Regions from separate parts of the Homo sapiens genome. Here region 2 is linked to region 1. A link is an interaction called in ENCODE POLR2A ChIA-PET data of the cell type or tissue named here. Cell type or tissue: A673. All regions are shown on one strand.

Region 1 (4,000 bases):
CTAACAGTCATAACTAATTGTTCAGTATTCTTGAGAGATAAAGGGAGTTAGTCTGATACCATGCCAAGTAAGAGACTGTTAACTTTTTTTGTGTATGCTTCAGTGATAGAGTTTGCAATGGCTGGGCTCTGCTGCTGAAGTTCCATAGTGTTGCTAAATATTCTTTTCTATTCAACCCTAGAATGGCTATTGTGTATATTACTGCCCTACCCTTGCCACCTGGTCATACCAGATCCAGATAAGGACTAAATCCTTCTTTTTTTGGTCACCCAGGCTGGAGTGTAGTGGCATGATCTCAGCTCACTGCAACCTCTGCCTCCCGGGCTCAAGTGATTCCCCTGCCTTAGCCACCTGGAGTAGCTTGGATTACAGGTGTGCTCCACCATGCCCGGCAAATTTTTTTATTTTTAGTAGAGATGGGGTTTCACCATGTTGGCCAGCCTGGTCTCGAACTCCTGACCTCCAGTGGTTTGCCTGCTTCGGCCTCCCAAAGTGCTGGGATTACAGGCTTGAGCCACTGTGCCAGGCCAAGGACTAAATCCTTCTAAGTTGTCTGTTTAGACTTAGTTCCTTTGTATCATGTGCTGCTTTAGACCAGGGTTCGGCCCATACTACTTCTAGCAGATCTAAGAAGATGAAAGGAATCTAGGAAAAATAAAGGGAGAAGACAAGACAAGAAGTGATAGCATATTACCAGTTAGTTCCTGGTGTGCCCCTCTGGTTGGAGGACTCTGCTGAGCATCTTGCTCATTTTATGCAAAGGGAATTGAGCCCTTTGGGCAAAGGGTGTTGCTTCTTTGGATTTCAAGAATCTCTAGCTAATAGAGCTTAACCTCTGTTTGCATTTTTGCTTCTGTGATTTAGGGCTAATTTCCAATGGGTTGTACAAGATAATAGAAAAATGTATCATTTATCTCATTCTTGCAGTTAGTGGAGGACCTTTATTAGGAGAGGAGGCTTTCTTTTCTGACTAGGCTCCAAATTTACAGCCCCTGACCCACTTCAGGGGGTTGTGAGCAGGAAAAGCTGATGTTGCTGTCTTGACCTCTTTGCCGCCAGGATTTGGCTTCTGTGCAATTCCTAGTGGTTGTCCTCTCATTCTCTAGGGAAACGGGGAACTTTGCTCCCAGCACCTGATTAAACTGCCTCTTTGTAGGGTGGAGTCCGCTGCCTTTGTTTGTTCTCTGTGGAGCCTGTCTTAGTAATCAACTCTATGCTTGTAGGGAGAAAGTTTGAAAGGCTGAAAACAGAGGTGGATGATAGGGAAGGTGAAGTTCCTAAAGTAGTTCTCCAAATGGGAATATTCCATTGACTGAATCCAGATTGGTAATCAAATTGCCATAATGGGATGTGTCACATGTAGCTGAGCTGAATTAACAGCATCAGTAGCTTTAAAATCCCTAATGCAGTGCCTCCAAAGTGAAGAAACTTGCCAAGTAGGAATCTTAAAAATTCCCTCACCCCCTTCAAACTTTTAGATCCACACACAGTCTTTCTGCTGATTCTTAAAGGCCTGAGCTTTGTCCTACGTAGTGTTGGCTTGGGGCAGAGAGGAGGGTTGTTTTCCCTGAACATGATAAGGAGCTGAGCAGGGCAAAGTGGGGGCTCTGGCCCGTGATTGGTAGACAGGATGCCCTGGAATGCAGTTGGCCTGCAGCCCAGAATCCAGCACTTTGTATTTGTTTGTTTCTGGGAGACTGTGGTCTGGTGCTACTGTGACAGGAAGTGAGAAAGCTGGGAGTGGGGGAACAGAGAGGGTCGATGTCTTTGTGGTTCTCCTGTGAAATCTCTTTGTCCCTGGAGAGCAGCTCTGCTACAGAGCTCTGCTGAGAAGAGAGCAGCCTTTGTGTGTCTAATGGGTCTCGGAGCATCTAGCTACTCCGAGGGATTAGAGAGTGTGAATTCTGACTGTGGCCTTTTGCGTTTTAGCACTTAAGTTATATAAATGGTCCTGATCTCTTAGCACTGGGAAGCTTACTGAGTTTTGTGTGTGCTGCTATTCTTTGTGGATCTCTAGGATTTAATTAAGAAAGGAATTCTAGAAGGAAATAAATGTTAAGTAATGTTCATTTGCTGTATATGTTGCAGGTACCTTGTTGGGTTTAAAAGGGACAGAAGGAAACAGGTAATGCTGAGGTCCTTTACATTTTATATCTCATCCTTCCAATTGGCACCCTACTGCATACAGATCAGGAGAAACCTACCCGCTTAGTATTAAGAGTTACTAGCAATTCTCTAATGTTTGATCATAACTAGAGAATGGTTGGTAGTTTCCTGGGATTTTTCTTCCCTATGTCTAGACTGAAATAGCACCTGTAATACCCTCTCTCTTTTCTGCCCTCTTTTCTCTCTTGTTTTGTGTTTTCCCTGCCTTCCATTCCAGCTGTGAAACAGGCATCTTTTCTCACTTTGTGGATTGGATGGCTGAGTCCTTAACTTTGAGCCAAGCTGGCTGGTTCCTGAGCACACACACAAACCCGCCTTTGATTGTCCAGGAGGACAGCTGCCCTAGAGGCAGATTGCTAACATACCACTAGAACAATCCTTCTTCTCTGTTCTTATGCTGGCTAGCACAATCTTTACTGCCTCTAGTTCCTTCTGTTTCCCACCCCATCTCTGATCTTTGCTTTTGGCTTAGTGAGATGTCACATTAAAAATGAGAGTAGGGATTGGATTTTTTTTCTTGTGGTAGGGTTGAGGGGGTGATCAGAGAATGTGACATGTAGCCAGCTTTCTAGAGCAGGCTTGCCAGTGGTAAGGTAGGTAATTTTTACAGAGTAGTGCCTCTTTTGTTCTTAGCACCTTTCCTCCTGAGTACTAGGTTCTTATAAAAGGGAAGGTAAATCTGAAGTAGGCTGCAAGCTACTCTTCCCAAATTGAGTAAGGTTTTGTTCTTTAAAGTGAAGATAAGACCCAAAAGTCTAGCTGGCTCCATTCCACCTTCTCTTGCCTCCTTCCCCTCTCCGTAAAAAAAATGTCAACTTTGGGTTAACTTCTTAATTGGAACTAGAATGACTTTTTTTTTTTTTTTGAGACAGGGTCTTACTCTGTCACTGAGGCTGGAGTACAGTGGCACAATCTTGGCTGACTGCAGCCTGGAACCACCAGGCTCAAGTGATCCTCCCACCTCAGCCTCCCGAGTAGCTGGAACTACAGGCACATGCCACCACCCCCAGCTAATTTTTTGTATTTTTTGTAGAGATGGTGTCTTGCCATTTTGCCCAGGCTGGTCTCAAACTCCTGAGCTCAAGCAGTCTGCCTGCCTCAGCCTCCCAAAGTGCTGGGATTACAGGCTTGAACCACCTCTCCTGGCCCGAAGAATGACTTTTAACCCCAGGAAACATAGAAAATTCATACTCTTTCCACTTTATCAAGAAGGAGCATGGACTTGGAATAAAATAGGAGTTTTCACTACTTACTACTAGTTGATGAGCTTGGGCAAGATACTAAATACTTCTGGTATATAGGTAGTATACTTATTTATAAAAAGAGGCCATTACCTCAGCAGGTGTTGAAAGGATTATATGATAACTTCAAGGGGAAGAGCAATAATGCACAACTTTCTTCCCCTTCAAGATGGGATTTTCTTCTTTCAGATAAGGAGAAACATTTCCTCCTGCTATCTGTCCTAAAGCCAAGAAAGGACCTTAACACTTCTGATTGATTTATTTATAGATTGACATGCTCTGTCTCCCTGTTGCTTATCTCAAAAGGAAGACATACTCCAAACTTGATGAAAAGAATGCCTTATTGGTCTTTTCAGGGTTTTGAGGAATTGGGACTGTGTAAATCTGGCTCAATTACATGCTTCCACCTTTTCCAAGTTATTTTCAAATGATGGGCAAAGAGGTGGGGGAATGCCATAGATTGAAAGTTTGGTGAGAAGCTGCTATTTTCTTTCTTTCTTTCTTTTTCAAGATGGAGTTTCACTCTTATTGCCCAGGCTGGAGTGCAATGGCGCAATCTCTGCTCACTGCAACCTCCACCTCCTGGGTTCAAG
Region 2 (4,000 bases), 210 kb before region 1:
GGCCAGGTGCGGTGGCTCGTGCCTATAATCCCAGCACTTTGGGAGGCCAAGGCAGGCAGATCATCTGAGGTGGGGAGTTCGAGACCAGCCTGACCAATATGGAGAAACCCCTGTCTCTACTAAAAATACAAAATTAGCCAGGTGTGGTGGTGCATGCATGTGATCCCAGCTACTCGGGAGGCTGAGGCAGGAGAATCACTTGAACCTGGGAGGTGGAGGTTGCAGTGAGCTGAGATCGAGCCATTGCACTCCAGCCTGGGCAACAAGAGCAGGCAAAAAAAAAGAAGAAGTTCCCAGGAACCAGAGACAGAAGAGAATTTCCTGCTTCTTTTGATCCTCGTGCTTACCCCACACCCCCCCTTCCTCTGGGTTAGTCTCACACACACACACACACACACACCCCTCCTGTACCATGAGCCCTGCCCTTGTGGTTGAGGTGGAGGGATGGATAGAGGCAATCAAGGAGTCAGGGAGTCCCAGGAGGGGAGCTGGGGGTATTCTTGCCACAAGAGCAGGAAGGTGGCCTGATGAGTGAAGGACCTGCTTCCTCAGTGGGGCTCAACCACTCACTGACTTCCTTGTTGTGGGACTTTGGACATGAGAAGTAACAGTTAACAACAGATAACAACAATAACTAATGTATATTGGATGTGCAAGGATGTATCAGCAGCTTGGGCTGCCATCACAAAATACCACAGGCCAAATGGCTTTAACAACAGGTTTTATTTTCTCACAGTTCTGGAGGCTGGAAGTCCAAGATTAAGATTCTAACTGATTTGATTTCTGATGAGGGCTCTCTTCCCAGCTTGTGGACGGCTGCCTTCTTGCTATGTCCTCACATGGCCTTTCCTCAGGTGCTTGTGCAGGCAATGTGGGTATTAGAGAAAGTGAGCTCTCCAGTGTCGCTTCTCACATGGACATGAATTCTGTCCGATCGGGGCCCCACCCTGATGACTTCATTTAATCTTAATTACTCTTTAGAGGCCCCATGTCCAAATACAACCACACTGGAGGTTACAGCTTCAACATGTGAATTTTGAGGGACACAAACATTTATTCCATAACATAGGTTTGTGCTAAGTGCTTGACATGCAGTATCATAATTGATCCATTCAATAATGCTTGCTTAATTTTCTCTCTAACTTCCTAAAATAGGTTCTTTTATTGTTACCAGATTTTTTTTTTTTTTTTTTTGAAACAGAATCTTACTCTGTCACCCAGGCTGGAGTGCAGTGACATGATCACTACTCTCCACAGCCTCAACCTCACAGGCTTAAGCGATCCTTACAGCTCAGTCCCCCAAGTAGCTGGGACTACAGGCATGTCCCACCATGCCTGGCTAATTTTTGTATTTTTGTAGGCACAGAGTTTCACCGTGTTGCTCAGGCTGTTCTCAAACCCCTGGACTCAATTGATCCTCCTGCCTTGGCCTCCCAAAGTGCTGGGATTACAGGCATGAGCCACTGTACCCAGCCTTGTCTCCATTTTATAGGTAAAGAAACTGAGGCTAGGTGACTACTGGCCCAAGGTCACACACTCTCTAAGATGGAACTTAAACCCAGAACTACTGACTTCCTGCTTATTAACTGCCACGTCTGTCTGGGCCTTAAGTTCTTCATGTTAAAAATGAGGGTGAGAAGGCCGGACGCAGTGGCTCACACCTGTAATCCCAGCATTTTGGGAGGCCAAGGCGGGCAGATCATCTGAGGTCAAGAGTTTGAGACCAGCCTGGCCAACATGGTGAAACCCTGTTTCTACTAAAAATACAAAAAAATTAGCCAGTCCTGGGGGCGCCTACCTGTAGTCCTAGCTACTTGGGAGGCTGAGGCAGGAGAATCGCCTGAACCTGGGAGGTGGAGGTTGCAGCGAGCCAAGATTGCACCATTTCACTCACGCTTGGGCAACAAGAATGAAACTGCATCTCAAAAAAAAAAAAAAAAAAAAAAAAAACTGGTGAGAATCTCTGCCCTGTCTACTTCATGCGGGGTTTTACCTGGAAGACTTTGATTCCTGCAAAGTGAGATGTGCACATATAAGTTGTTTTCCTTAAGCAGAAAATATCCAATGATAGAAGTGTTCTAAAATGTGGCTGTCCCAGGACATTCAAATTAGCCCCCCTTAATCTCAGAACTGGAAGGGAGCTTTGAGATCATCTACAGTTGATGCTTGAACAATGCAGGGGTTAGGGGCATTGACCCCCGTGCTCAGTTGAAAATCCACAGATAACTTTTCACTCCCCCAGAACTTAACTACTAATAGCCTACTGTTGAACAGAAGCCTTACTGAGAACAGAAAGTTGATTGACATATATTTTGTATGTTATAGAGATTATATACTGTATTCTTAAAGTAAGCTGGAGAAAAGAAAATGTTATTAAGGAAATCACGGGGAAGATGAAATACATTTACTATTCATTAAGTGGAAGTGGATCATCATGTTTTCCATGTTTGTTGTCTTCATGCTGAGAAGGCTCAGGAGGAGGCGGAAAAGGAAGGGTTGGTCTTGCAGTCTCAGGAGTGGCAGAGGCAGAAGGCAGTCTACCTGTAAGTGAACCTGCACAGTTTGAGCCCATGTTCAAGGGTCAACTTCAGTGTTATATAACCACTCCCCACCACATCCCACCGGGTGGGATAAGAAAACAGGTGCCCAGATAGGGGAAATGCCTTGCCCCAGGTCGTGGATTAGAACTCAGGGGAGCTTAGTCCTGGTCTACTTACTGCTCTACAGGTTCTTCCCAACAGGCTCAGCCTCAGTCTCGTCCATGAATTTTTCCAAATTGGGCCATTTGGTGGGAGCAGCGGGGTTCCACCTCACTGCTGGATTGCCATCAGGAACAGCTGGTATTCAAGAAGCATCCCCTTGTCCTGAACCAGGATATAGTGAGTTCCATGGTCACAGCTGCATGACTCTGGCCCATGCAATTTATAGCCTCCCTACCTTGGTTTTCCCATCCATTTTCCTACGATTAGCAAGTACAGGTGGCAAACTGGTGGCTCAGAAACAAGTTTGATTTTGCAGGCTGTATGTGGCTTATACATGTTTTAAAATATGATGTCATAGGGGAACAAAAGTACCTTTTTCACTACCCGTGATCGTTCTTATTTGAGGCAGACCCCTGTAACAAAAGACAGATTAAGAGAAAAACAAGTTTATTAACATATACACCTTATGAATACATGGGAGATACTGAGGGAAATGAGTAAATCTCCAAGAGATGCCCTAAATACCTTTGCCTGCTGAAGCAAAGAAGAAAAGTGAGGTGGCCAGGAAAAACACCATAAACAAGGGTAAGATTTGTTATGCAGATTTAAGTCCCTGCTTTTTCTCTTCATGAGAGTTTCCAGTGATAGAAGCGTATTTTGGGATGACATATTCTGGTCATATTAGAGTAGCATATCCTTAACCCCATAAATGCAACATTTTTAAAAATGAGAGAACTGGTCAGGCATAGCGGCTCATGCTTGTAATCCTAGCTCTACAAAAATTTCTTTTAAAAATTTGGTCAGGTGCAGTGGCTCACGCCTGTAATCCCAGCACTTTGGGAGGCCGAGGTGGGTGGATCACTTAAGGTCAGGAGTTCGAGACCAGCCTGGGCAATACGGTGAAACCCGTCTCTACTGAAAATACAAAAATTAGCCGGGCATGCTGGCAAACACCTGTAATCCTAGCTACTCAAGAGGCTGAGGCACGAAACTCGCTTGAACCCAGGAGGCAGAGGTTGCAGTGAGCCGAGATCATGCCTCTGCACTCCTGGGCAGAGAGCCTGGGCAACAGAGTGAGACTCCATCTCAAAAAAAAAAAAAAAAAAAAAAAAAATTAGCCATGAGCAATGGTGCATACCTGTAGTCCTAGCTATTCTGGAGGCTAACATGGGAGGATCACTTGAGCCTGGGAGGTTGAGACTGCAGTGAGCCATGATCATGCTACCTCACTCTAGCCTCAGTGACAAAGTGAAACCACATCTCTTTAAAAAAAAAAAAAAAAAAGCAACTGAAGTACC

Evidence for each region. ChIA-PET counts read pairs that join two places held together with the same protein. Peaks named below come from ENCODE experiments on the same cell type or tissue, not always from the same donor. Only the 100,000 strongest peaks of a DNase experiment are listed, where the experiment ranks them.
Region 2: POLR2A ChIA-PET joins it to region 1 with 10 read pairs; 2 of 35 experiments call an interaction of 5 or more read pairs at or near these places.

Annotation. Positions count from the first base shown.
Region 1 is chr11:57,777,041-57,781,040 of GRCh38, forward strand. All of the region lies in intron 1 of CTNND1 (catenin delta 1), which reads left to right. All of the region lies in intron 2 of TMX2-CTNND1 (TMX2-CTNND1 readthrough (NMD candidate)), which reads left to right. Among named protein-coding and RNA genes, the nearest start is that of CTNND1, 17 kb to the left of the region's middle. RefSeq lists a silencer at 1,519-1,721 and enhancers at 1,677-2,563, 2,564-3,449. In A673, no CTCF peak of the experiment used is centred here; a DNase peak (open chromatin) is centred at 1,711; H3K4me3 peaks cover 1,508 bases; H3K27ac peaks cover 3,707 bases.
Region 2 is chr11:57,571,427-57,575,426 of GRCh38, forward strand. No RefSeq gene overlaps it. Among named protein-coding and RNA genes, the nearest start is that of UBE2L6, 5.8 kb to the left of the region's middle. In A673, no CTCF peak of the experiment used is centred here; no DNase peak of the experiment used is centred here.